Regions from separate parts of the Homo sapiens genome. Here region 1 is linked to region 2. A link is an interaction called in ENCODE POLR2A ChIA-PET data of the cell type or tissue named here. Cell type or tissue: MCF 10A. All regions are shown on one strand. Links, peaks and the distances in the headings refer to the core of each region. The heading gives the core; the rest is flanking DNA.

Region 1 (2,933 bases), core at 330-2,829, 83 kb before region 2:
GCAGCCTCCACGACCCGGGTTCAAACAATTCTCCTGCCTCAGCCTCCTGAGTAGCTGGGACTACAGGTGCACGTCCCCACATCCAGATCATTTCTTTTGTAGTTTAGTAGAGACAGGGTTTCTTACTTAACTGTTTCACACCTTTGAACTTGCATTCTAACGGCAATCATTGGAAGCTTATGTGCACTTCTACGGTGTCTTCCTCTTCCCCCTACTTACCAGGTGCCTTTTGGCTATGCTTGTTGTTCTGTGATCTAGAAGTTATCTTTGAATCTCTCCCATCAAACAGAATGTTGATACATGCTTGTTACTTAAAAATGTTCAAATGATTAATAAATGAAGAAATAAATGAATAGAGGAATCTTTTAAAGGTGACGAGGATATGGAAAAATAATTTAAAAAAAACTTCTTGTAAATGAAACTGATTGAAACATCGCCTAGTTCTTTAAGCTCTGGGTTAGTCAGGTTTGCTGGTTTTAATTCCTCTCTCCTCCAGAGTATCATATCTATCTTTACTCTGGACCTTTCTTGAGAAACTTAGATCAAATGTAAAGGCTTCCTTGGAACCAATAAAACAAAATTACTTATGTTACATGTGCCATGTCATACCTTCCTTTAAAATAACACCCATACAAACACAGACACATACATGTTCTCATATACACTCATACATATTCACACATATGCTTATATAAACAACAAACACTATCACTATCATGTTTTAATATGGTTATTGGTGCATGGTGTCCCTTAGTTCCTTGCAAGCACTTCCTACATGTTTTCTCACTCAGTAAAGCATGTGTGTGTCTGTGTGTTTCCAACATAATTTTACAGCTAGATATTTAAATCCCATTCTGGTTCATAAACTTGTCTGGACCATCAAGTACATGTTTTTGCTTTTTCAACACTAGGAATTTCCCAGGCTCACTGGCAAAACCAATCAAATGTCTGTTTCTGTTTCAAAGATGAACTATTCAAACTTATTGGCTTGTACCTGCCTTCTCCCTGCCTCTCCTCTATCCCTGTGTTACCAATCTTAAAACATTAAGTATGTTGAAATGATTCTTAGGTTGGGTGGCAGAAACCACAGGTATGAGTGAACAGCTTTGTCAGAGAAGACACTTCCCACTCCATGAACAAAACCACTGCATTTTCACAAGGAATTTTTAACACAGCGTTTTGGGAATTCTAACCCAGCTCATTGCTAGAGCACGGAGCAAACAAAGATCGCTTAAAAATAAAATCATGAAAATGACATTAGCAATCATGACATTCAGACATTTTTGTACCTCTCTTTTAAAATGTCAGCTCTTCCAGACAGCTGGATCCAGCCATTGGAGTTAAGAAATGTTACTATTTGTGAATCCCTCTAGCCTCTGCCATGTAGGGAGACTTCAAACAGACATCAGTAAACAGCATTCTCATCACTCCAGCCCAGACTGAATTCTAATCAAGGTCTTTTAAATGCCATTGAACAAATCTATATACTATGGATTGTTTCTTGTATGCCTCTGGCCAAATGCTATTCACTGGGTCATTTATTATTTTTAGAAAACCAAAGCAATCCACACTAATAGTATAAATTACAGCACATCTAGAAGCACGGTCCAGGCAACCTTGTTGATTTAATACTAGAACTGAAAGAAGCTTTTAATTATTCCTCCTCTGGTGATTTATTAGACACTTGGAATCTAAGAGTCTCACAAGTGGATGAGCCAGGTTTATACCACAATTAACCAATAGAAAGGGTCTGGTCTAAATATGCCTTAAAAGCCAAATACTAAATCTAAAGGGTGTGCATAGTTGAGTCTAAAAAGAACTAAAATATAGAAATTAAAAGTTCCACACATTATCAAAAGCAATAAATTTACTAAGAGGCAGAACTCCCAAAACAAGTTATCTAACATGAAAATGGATGTACAACCTGAACAGAACTTTCTGTGAAGTGTTCACATAAATTTTCAGACATGAGCTGCAAGATATTATGACTATATCTCAAACAGGTTCATAGGCTCAACAAAGTCCAACTAAAACCAATAAATGACATAATGACATCATAGTTCACTTGTTCTCTTAAGAAAAGTCCCTCAGGAAAGTGATAGAGAAAATACGAGACAACTTGGTTGTTCAAATTCTTTACATCTATAGACAAGTCAATTAAAAAGACCTCCTGGAACACCTGTCATGAGGCCGGGCTGTCCATCATCCCTGAATGTACGAAAGGAAAACCACGAAGTCATTTCTTTGGGCTATTTGTTAGGAAGACATAATTTTAAACTTAAAATAACCTCTGAAAGAAAAGCTGGTGTCTGCATTGTATCTTCAGATTAATTAAGCCAAAGTCTCGGAGGTTTGGAATTGAAGTTTCAGACAAAGCTGCTTCTTTACTAAGAAAACTTATCACTGTAAATCGGGGTAGAATTGGAGAGTGTGATAAAAATGGCTGCCTTTAAAAGTCCCACCTATCACCAATTTGGGACCTCTTTACTGGAAAGAATTTTAGCTACATTTATTTCTAGGATCAATAATCTATTCCACATTAGTTCCCCATATTTTCTGTCTCTTTTTGTCCCTTAGCTCTAGACTCTGAATCATTTTCCCACCTGTCTTTCCTATATTCCCTCTTTCCTTGATGTTATTTCAACCATCACCAAGACTAGCTGAAACTTCAGCAGTTCCCTTAATTAGCAGAACTTTTTCTTCATTGTTCCCTCTCTCCTCCTCACCCTCACTCAAAGTGTGTGTGTGTGTGTGTGTGTGTGTGTGTGTGTGTGTGTGTGTGTTAAGGAGTGATGATCTGAGAATCTGAGGTGGGGACACTGGCTTAAGAAGTTTCCTTTAAATGACTATTAGGTTGGTGCAAAAGTAAATGCGGTTTTTGCCATTGAAAGTAATGGCAAAAAACACAATTGCTTTTGCACCAACCTAATATA
Region 2 (2,933 bases), core at 137-2,636:
TGTGGCAATTCTAGTCTCCTTCATTAACTCAACTGGTTTAGCCAAACATGCATAACCATTTAGCTCTGCACCACCTGTAGAGAGGAAGTTAAATGAGGAAAAGTAAAGCATCATACTATCACAATTAAGTTTTTGGATACACCTTAATTTTACCCACTCAGAAGAAAAATTGTAACCACCACAATAAAGCTGGAAAAGGTCATGATTAAAGAATGGCTGTCATTTTGTTCCACTCCTGGGAACTTCTATCCACCCACTCCCAAGTGATGGACGTGTTTCTCTCAGTGCACTGGATTTAGATGTGTGAAAGGATGAAGACAGTTAAATTTTTCAAATCACCAGAGAGCCAGTAAAGCAGCATTTGATCTGCCCTGTGGAAAGCATCTGGGAACAAAAGAAAAACTCATGAATGACACAAAACCGAGGTCACCTGAAGATACCACTAAGATACTAAAGCAGGCTCAGCTATCTCACAATGGAAGGGATCCTAGTGAAGGAACCCAACCTAGAAACCAATGCATTGACATACAAATCAGAGAATTCCCCCACAAAATGATAGGATCTATTATCTTTCTTTTATTATCCTTACTTTTGAAATTTGATATTTATTAGGAATTGGTTTTGAATTATTAAAATTTTATTCGTGATTCCACATAATACATACTCCCTGAGTAATAAACCTACATGGATAAAACAAAACATTTTTAATAAGACCAGATTATCTGCCAATATCAACTTAAAATAAAAAAAAATAAAAACAAAACCAAGCAAAATTTAACTCATCTCAGTCTGCCACTCTCTTTTTCTTTTTAAAATTACTTCTGTCTAAAATCTGAAATCTAAAAATAGCCAATTCTATAAGCTTTCTCAAGGCCCTGAAAACAATCACATATGAATGGTAGTGATGATTAGTATGATTAATCCTATAGATTTATTATCTCTAGGAAGCTAGAGGTTATTAATTTTTATTAACAAATATTATTTCAAAAACACTGTATTAAATCACCTCATTAAAACTAGACACCTCTTTACGATAACATCTCTGTTACAGAAATGGAAGCAAAAGTTGTATGTCCTTGTGTATCTTTGTAATTTTTAACACTGGTAAGAAAAGAGCAATATTTATACAACACTGAAGAGCATCATATTTCCAAATATCTTTAAAAAGCAATATACTGCCACCTATTTTGCCATCTGTAAGTTGCTGATTCTTATTGCCTAATACTTTTCTTTAGGTATCAATGGGATGAAGGTTTTCTTACAATAGTTCCATAAATTAAAGTAGTAAAAAAAAATTTATAATTTCAAAACAGAAATGAGAAAGTCACTTTTGCTTTTTGAATGTGTACTCAATGGGAATAATTTTCATTCTTCCACTTGAATTGGTTTCAGATCTATTCAGCACCTATGTGTTTTCTAATTAAATGGCATGATCCACTCCACATTTTAAAAATGGTATTATATGTCTGTTTCCGTTTTCCGAGAGGATATTTTCTAAGCACATCCAAAATAGTTCAACATTTTCCCACTACTGCAAAAAATAGCAACACATATCCTCAACACACGTATTACACCACATGAATACATTTTCGCTTTTGGTCTCCCTTCAGTTCCATCTGCACTCTTGCTGTGCAATAGCTATAGCATAAAAACGTCTATTCTCACATGCTTTTGATATTACACTATTTAATCACATACAGCTGTGGCTTATGAGACTGTTACAAAACAATTTCAATGTAGTACTTGAAGCCAATTTTGAATAAACATCAACCATTTACTCTGAATAAAATGTTTGACATTAAAAAAGTTTTATTTTAAAAGAAAATACTTTTTTTGTTGTTTTGGTTTGATTTTAGAATTTGACATGGGCATAATTGTGACTGAACTCTCTCTGCCAAAAGACTGATAATGTCAAAAAGGTTGTGTAAAATCATACTAGTGCAAAAATGAAGCTTTCCAGAATTCCTGAAGCCAGAAAGACCTAGAATGAACTTGCATCCTCCCTTCTATATTGTGTCCCTCCCTGCAAATTATCCCTACCCCCAGCCCTCAGATACATTTTATTACTTCATGGAAATAATTTTGTGCTATAATTTTGTGCTATTTTTTTTCCAAATTGAAAGAAAGTGAAAGGAAAATGCTTTAGAAAGATGCTGTTAAATATACATGATATTTTCCTTAAGTTTGAATCCATTCTGGAGAAAAGAAAATACCATGAACTTTTTACGTTTCTACTCCTTTTAAGTAGGCACCAAACTCAGTGTTGCAAAAACAATGTCTATATCATGGAAAAAAAATAGCAAAACATGCACTGGGATTGTGTTCAATCCCACTGATAATGAAGGCTTGGGGGAGTTAAGAAAAAAAAACAAAACTAAGAAACAAGGATGGCCCCTTCCTTCTATTTTCCTCTTATTTGAAACCAATTAAAAATTCTATACAGTCTAAAGTGAGACAAACAGGATTTATCATAGTTTCATGCTATCATAGTTTCATGCTATTATATTACCCCCCGAAGCGAAAGAAAATATTTGGAGTTGTACCTAAAAATTCTATCGCTGGAAGATTTTAGAAAACTAGTTTTGTATGTTTCAGGCTTTCAAAGGAAAACAGAACTTTGGAGTTTTCAAGGCTGTTTTAAAACAACTGGCAAGTTACCAACTGGATATCAATGCAAATCTGAGGCAGGAAGTACTAAGGAAATTCTAAACTCATTCCCTCCCTCTGCAAGATTTTCTACATTTTCATGTGTAAGGAGGGTGTTACAGGGTTGTTTTGTTTTGCTTTTGAAGGATCTGTACATTCACATCTTTAAGAATATCCTTTGCTCCGTGGAAGCCTCTCTTCCTTCACCTACTTGTGTTTTCAAGCGTTTGCTCATTCTATGGCACAATCAATTGTGCTTCAGCTAGACTTTTAGAGACGGGTGGCTG

What was found. ChIA-PET counts read pairs that join two places held together with the same protein. Peaks named below come from ENCODE experiments on the same cell type or tissue, not always from the same donor. Only the 100,000 strongest peaks of a DNase experiment are listed, where the experiment ranks them.
Region 1: POLR2A ChIA-PET joins it to region 2 with 5 read pairs; 4 of 35 experiments call an interaction of 5 or more read pairs at or near these places.

Annotation. Positions count from the first base shown.
Region 1 is chr3:29,369,338-29,372,270 of GRCh38, reverse strand. All of the region lies in intron 1 of RBMS3 (RNA binding motif single stranded interacting protein 3), which reads right to left. Among named protein-coding and RNA genes, the nearest start is that of RBMS3, 90 kb to the right of the region's middle. In MCF 10A, for the core only: no CTCF peak of the experiment used is centred there; no DNase peak of the experiment used is centred there.
Region 2 is chr3:29,285,734-29,288,666 of GRCh38, reverse strand. All of the region lies in intron 1 of RBMS3 (RNA binding motif single stranded interacting protein 3), which reads right to left. Among named protein-coding and RNA genes, the nearest start is that of RBMS3, 6.1 kb to the right of the region's middle. In MCF 10A, for the core only: no CTCF peak of the experiment used is centred there; a DNase peak (open chromatin) is centred at 1,596.